Linked DNA regions of Homo sapiens: region 2 is linked to region 1. Evidence: chromatin contacts called from ENCODE Hi-C or POLR2A ChIA-PET data. All regions are on one chromosome and are shown on one strand. The core of a region is the stretch at or near the end of the contact, and the rest is flanking DNA. Distances in the headings are between cores, read along the strand shown. Region 1 has its middle 55 kb from the start of RHCG. Region 2 overlaps PLIN1 (perilipin 1).

Region 1 (3,074 bases), core at 225-2,724:
TCTCTATGCCTAGACCCAGAATAAAAATCGCTACTATTTAATGAATATAATGAATGTTTCCTATGTACCAGACAATGTGCAGAACATGTTATATACCATGCCTCAGTGACTCTTCACAATGACCTCTTATATTCTATTACTAATAATAAGTACTAACAATAATACATGCTATCATTAAGCCCCTTCTACAGGTAAAGAAACTTGAGTCCCAGAAAAGTTTCCTGTTCAGGAGTATGCTTGAATCTTCTGTGACATGTACTGTCTCTGGGAAAATGAGAATTGAATGAACTGGTGAATAAACTGCAAGGATCTTCAGAGATGGGCAGGGAGAAACTGGGCTGCTTCTCTCACCAGAGGGTGGCATCGGGTCCCTGATCCCAGCAGGGACTGTGTCCCAGCCCAAAGGGCTCCAGAACCTTCCGAGACTAGCTCTGGGTCCAAGCCTCAGGTATGAGATGTATGAGCCTCATTCTGTGAGTTCTGGGCCCGCCTCTGTAAAATGGGCATTGCAATCCTGCCCTGGCTACCTGCATGCTGGTTTCAGGGGCTCAGGCCCAATCCTGAATGTCAACATGCTTGAAAATGGTAAGCCGGGTGCAGTGACTCAATCCTGTAATCTCAGCACTTTGGGAGGCTGAAGTGGAAGGATCCCTTGTGCCCAGGAGTTTGTGACCTGCCTGGGCAACATAGCGAGACTCCGTCTCTAAAATAATTTTTTACACCACTTTGGGAGGCTGAGGCAGGCAGATCACTTGAGGTCAGGAGTTCGAGACTAGCCTGACCAATGTGGTAAAACCCTGTCTCTACTGAAAATACAAAAATTAGCAGGTGTGGCGGCAGGTGCCTGTAATCTCAGCTACTCGGGAGGTTGAGGCAGGATAATCACTTGAACCCAGGAGGCGGAAGTTGCAGTGAGCCGAGATCGCACCATTGCACTCCAGCCTGGGCAACGAGAGCGAAACTCTGTCTCAAAAAAATAAATAAATGAATAAATAAATTTTAAATATTAGCCAGGTGTGGTGGTGCACACCTATAGCCCCAACTACCTGGGAGGCTGAGGCAGGGGGAATCGCTTGAGCCCAGGAGCTGGAGGTTGCCGTGAGCCAGGCTGGTAGCTGTCCACTGTGCCATGAGCTCAGAGGGGAGTGAGAGGGTGGCAGGTCACCAGAAGCTAGAAAGCTGCCCCCTGAGGCAATGCAGCTAGAGCTGCACAGGCTCTGTCCACCTGCTGTGTCAGGGAGGAGGGAGGGGAGGAAGAGGGAGGGCACAGCTGGGGCAGTGGGCACAAAGCCAGCACCAGGTCAGGCAGGCCCAGTGGGCAGATCAGGGTCAGTGGCCTGGGTGAGGTCTAGGGCACCCAGATGCCCATGCTCTTCCCAAGGCCACTGTGGCTTCCCACTAATCCTGGGCATAGGGAGGGGTGGAGCCAGGAGGGCGGAGCAAACCTTACAGCCTGAGGGGAGCACCTGTGGGTGGGGCTTGGGAGAGGAACTGAGAGAGGAACTGAGGCCGCACAGGAAGGAGCCGGTCAGTGAAGCAAGGCTGAGTGTTCACTTATTCAACAACCTTTATTGAGCCCCTTTATTGAGCATGATGATCCAGGCATCATGATATACAGCTCTAAACAAAACACATGACCATCCCTGCCTCACAGAGCTGACATTCTGGTGGAGGAGGTGGGCAATAAACAAGATAAATAAGTACATCATAGAGATGAGCTGAAGGTGAGGAATAAAGCAGGAAGGTGAACAGGGTGTGCTGGGGCCGCCATTGCAAATGGGCCAGGGAAGGCCTCATTAAGAGGGTGACATTTGAGCAAAGGCATGAAGCCAACCATGATCCCGACCCACCTATTCATGCTTTTGAGTCAAGTTCGGATGTCAGCTCTGAGACTGCAGGGGTATTGGTTGTTTTCACTGGTGGATCCCAAGCACTCGGGTAGGGCCTGGTGCCTGGTTCAATACATATTTGTGGATATGATAGAAATGAAAAAAGGAGTCAAGCATTTGGCATCCAGTCATTGCCGGGGCTGGTGCTGGGGTTCTCCTGGTGAGGATTCCAGCCCCCACCCTCCTGGGACAATGCCTGAAAGCCACTGACCCTACTGGAAAAGCAGAAAGGGGCGGGGGGCAGTAGGCCAGCTCCAGGGCGGGGAAGTTTGCTGTGTACAGGCAAGACGATGTCGTCTTGCTTGGGTTCCTGGGTCTCACAGGGTCTGTGGTATGTGGTGCCGTGCGGTCAGAGACCATGGTGGTGGCTGGGACCCTCTAATGTGCTTCTGGAGCCAGGTTTCAGTGGCTTACACGGGGCAGCTGAGGGTGCTCTGTGTCAGCGGGGGTAGCGGCAGGGGCTCTAGGTTCTGGTTGCCGCCTGCCACCCCCTGGGAAGGTAGTAGGTGGTGGCTGGGTTGCCTGGGAGTCACCTGCCCCCCTTCATGACTGGGTCCTGATGCCATCCTAAGTCTCTGTGGGGTGGGGGTGCTGTGGCAGCTTGCCGGGGTGTCTACCTGGGAGATATGAGACTCTAGGTCCTAGGCCTCATGAGGCCCTTTGCAGGAGAGCACCCTGGAACAGGGAGCGTCAGTTTCTGCATGTGTCAGATACCAACCTGCCTGTTTTAGGGGCTGTTGTGAAGACTGAAGGGAAGGAAGGACCTGACAGCACCTTTAACAGGCCCCTGAGGGGCTGTGCTGGGCTAAAATCGGGCCTTCCCCCAATTCCTAAGCTCTGTGCCCTGCGAGGGCTGCATCTGCCCCAAGGGGGCGCCCTTTCCTAATCTTCACAAAAGATTTGCAGGGGCCAGCAGCCGAGATGGGGCACAGGCCCTACCAGAAGAGAGGATGGCCTGCTACCCAGAAGCCCTTGGGGACTCCCTGGGGTTAAAGCACCTTCCCTGGTGCAGATGTTTGTCAGCTCTCAGAGGCAGGCGGAGCCGGGATCCCATCCCCAGTGGCAGATGAGAGGCCTGGATGACCTGCGCAAGAGATCCGTGCGTGGAGGTGCGGCCAGCAAGTCCCGGGCTATGCTCCACGGTCGCTCCGGGGTCTGCACATCACCTGCCCGGGTGGCAACCGG
Region 2 (3,313 bases), core at 192-2,691, 220 kb after region 1:
GACACTAGTATTTTAAATAAACACCCAAGAGCTTTTGCATCTGATTGTTCCCTTCAAAGTAGCCTGCTGGGAGCCTAGATCATCAGAGGATGTTCATCAGAGGGGGAACAGATCATCCTAGATCACAGAGGAGTTCAGTGCTAAGAATGTGTCAAAACCTTCTGTCTGGACCTTCAGAGTGGTGACAGGAGTTACTCATTCGTGGCAAATATTTATCCGCAGAGGCAGAATCTGAATTTTGGAAACGGTCAAATATCTTTTGGCCACAAGTTTGGTTAAAGAGATGAAAAATCAAGTTAGGCAATTACTCTTATAGTAACAACCAAGCCATAGAATCAGAGCAGGCTGCGGCTCTGGTGTCCCTTAAAAACTGGCTCTGAGAGTGAAGCCCCAAAAGGATGCTAAAAAAAAAATAAAAATAAAATAAAAATAAAAAGTGCGCCTTGGCAGCATCATCAGGATGAGGCTGAGCTCCCCAGGGGACCACTTTGAAAGTGGCAACGCTCGCCTGGGCAGTGCGGGTTCTGTTTATTTGTTAGAGAAACCCGCCGGCCCGGGGCGCGGCGGCTGGTGCGGCGACTCAGCTCTTCTTGCGCAGCTGGCTGTAATGCGTGCGGCCCAGGATGGGCTCCATGACGCTGGGCCGGAAGAAGCTGTCGCTGACCCTGCGCTTTGGCTTCTCGCGGGGCACGGCCGGGAAGCCCGGGCGCGGCGCTGCGGGCGTGGCGACTTCGTCCTCCAGGCCCGGGCCGGGGGGCGCGCCGGGGCTCTGCGCGCTGCGCAGGCTGCGGCGGGGCTGTGCGAGACGCGGGGCGGGCTCCGGGCCGGCGGACGGCGCCCCAGACGCTCTGCGCTCCGCCTCCCGGCGCTCGACCTCGGCTGGTGGGTTGTCGATGTCCCGGAATTCGCTCTCGGGCTCCATCAGCGACAGCCTGGGGAGCTGAGGGCCCGGCAGCCGCCTTAGAGTCCTGGCTTGGCCCTGGGCCCTGCGCCTCTGACCCACCGCCCCTTCCCGGGCCCCTCGATTGTTCCCCCGGGAGCGGCCGTCAGGAGGACACAGGCTGGGGAGCGGTTCAGTAGTTTGGGGGGCACCGGGGAAAGCCCTGAGGTCCTGCCCACTCTGAGCTTCTCCATGGACCAGGCTGCTCAGGCAAGCCAAGCCTCCCAAAGTTTCAGGATCCCCTAGGCCTTCCTGAGGGGAACCCTCAATGGGAGGTCATCAGCTTTCCTAACTCTTCCTTGCAGCCCACACAGTGACCTGGCCAGGGACCGGTACACCTTCCTGGGGCTGGCCCGAGCGCAGGATGAACAGGCGGGCTGCTAAGATCCCTGGCATGCTGCTTGGTAGAGTGACTGAGTAACCCACCCCCTTACCAGCTCTAAGGGTGCTTTCTGCCCTGACCAGCCCCGCCCCCCAGGCCTGCATAATCTGTAACCTGCTTTGGAAAGGGGCTCCCAAAGGGATGGCATTGGTATCCCCTGGGTTTTTCCTATTGGTGACAGGTGATAGAATTGGGTGGAGCCTGCTGCTGTCCCCTGGAACTCATGGCCCACCCCTCAGGGTGCCCTGGAAGCCTCTCCAACCCCTTCCCAGGCAGCAGCATGCAAACCCGCCCAGCCCTTCAGTTGAGAGCAAAGGGGTGAAGGTGAGCCACTGGGATCCTGGGACTGATGGCTGGAGACTCCTCTACCAGCAGGTGGGAGGGGCCGTGGGGAGAGGCCTCAGGCCAGAGCCATGGGCCTCTATACTCCTGGGGCTGGGAGAGGCCCAGTATGTTAAAATGTTGCCAGGGCACTGAGGACTGGAGTGGGGGGCGGTCTCCAGAGGAGTAGGGGAAAGGAGGGGGACTGCAGCCCCTTCAGTCAAATCTACTTTATCTGCCATGTCCAGGCCCCCTTGGGACACTAACAGTTTGCCAGGGGTGGTACTCACCGGCACGTAATGCACCACTGTGTCCACCACGTTGTCAGTAACGCCCTTCAGGGCATCTGATAGGGACATGGCCCTCCCCTTGGTTGAGGAGACAGCAGGGGCTGGTGTGAGGTGCAGCACCCTCCCTGCCATGCCCAGCACAGCTGCAGGTGCCCATGTCACAGCCGAGATGGTGGTCTGGAGGGTCTTCTGCAGGGTATGTGCCACACCACCCAGGAGGCCTCGAGGGCCTGGCAGGGCTGCTACCTGGGGGCCAAAGCAGGGTCAGTGCCTCCTGTGGTAACTCCCCTGACCCTTCCCTCCCCACCAGCCCCAGGGCTAGAGGGGAAAGCATGAGAATACCAAATTTACAAAACTTCAGGCCTATTCTGCCACTAGCAGTGTGGCCTTGGACAGGTCACATTCCCTCTCTGAACCTCTGTTTCTTCTCCTGCAAAATGGGACAATAATCTCTGCCCTGCCTATTTACAGAGTGTTGCAAGGGTCAGCTGAGAGAATGACATGGAAGTCCCTCGCCAGCTGGGCATTTGGGGGTGGGGTGAAGGGTGTTGCACGCACATGCCGTGCCCCTGCATCTGGGGCAGAGGCCCTGAGTTCACCCTATGCCTCTGCTTCTCACCCCTTCTGTGGGCTGGGGGACCTTGAGGCTCCCACTCTCCCCCTCACCTCACTGAACTTGTTCTCCTCAGTCTCCAATTCTTCCTCCTCCTCCGTGTCCTCTCCCTCCGTGTCTGTCTGGTCCTCATGATCCTCCTCCTGGGCGGCTGCGAGGCTGTGCAGCCAGGGTACCCGCACTTCGCTCCTCCGCCGGGACACCGCCTGCATGGCCACTGAGGCACCCCACTGGGCCAGGCTGCTCTGAGGGAGGATGGCAGCAGATAGCTGGCTCAACTGCCCCTGCTGAAGGCCAGGGAGCCCCAGCAGCCCAAGCCCCTCGCCCCCAGGGTCCGGGCCAGGTGGTGAGCAGGGCTCAGCCCCAGCAGACTTTTCTGGAAACTTTTTATTGAGTTGGTAATCTACATACACTAAAGTGCACACATCTTTAGTGTAAGCTCTATGAATTTTTATAAGAACACACCTGTGTAACCACCACAGATCAAGACATAGACCATTTTCAACACCCAAAGACTCCCTGTGTCCCCACTCAGTCCACATTCCCCCAAGAGTGACCACAGTCCTGCTCTCTGTCACCATGCCTTAGTTTTGCCTATTTTCGAACTTCATGTAAGTGGAGTCACACCATGTGTATTCATCTATTAATAGCTCCTTTAGTTAAATATGATGGTGTAAGTTTCACCCATGTTGCTGCAAATGGAAGTAGTTCCTTCTTTTTCATTTCTGTGTAATATTCCATCATACGAATTTCCTGTAATTTACCCA

What was found. Hi-C counts contacts between places; a loop is a spot of excess contacts on that map. ChIA-PET counts read pairs that join two places held with the same protein, here RNA polymerase II (POLR2A).
Region 2: a map with no recorded cell type shows a loop between it and region 1 (15-fold over the local background). The contact joins two enhancer-like sites. A Hi-C loop is called at or near these places in 1 of 37 single-sample maps with no recorded cell type. POLR2A ChIA-PET finds 5 or more read pairs at or near these places in 2 of 52 experiments (A673 and activated naive CD4-positive, alpha-beta T cell).

What each region holds. Positions count from the first base shown.
Region 1 is chr15:89,440,122-89,443,195 of GRCh38, forward strand. No RefSeq gene overlaps it. Among named protein-coding and RNA genes, the nearest start is that of RHCG, 55 kb to the right of the region's middle. RefSeq lists enhancers at 815-1,494, 1,495-2,174, 1,640-1,789. Within about 2 kb of position 1,475, at least 3 of the 41 ENCODE cell types and tissues checked have a DNase peak (open chromatin) inside an H3K27ac peak, as active enhancers do.
Region 2 is chr15:89,665,003-89,668,315 of GRCh38, forward strand. It overlaps PLIN1 (perilipin 1), which reads right to left. Exons shown (of 9, transcript NM_002666.5): 7 at 2,600-2,791; 8 at 1,934-2,179; 9 at 1-940. The coding sequence ends at 581. Among named protein-coding and RNA genes, the nearest start is that of KIF7, 11 kb to the left of the region's middle. RefSeq lists a silencer at 747-856. Within about 2 kb of position 1,442, at least 2 of the 41 ENCODE cell types and tissues checked have a DNase peak (open chromatin) inside an H3K27ac peak, as active enhancers do.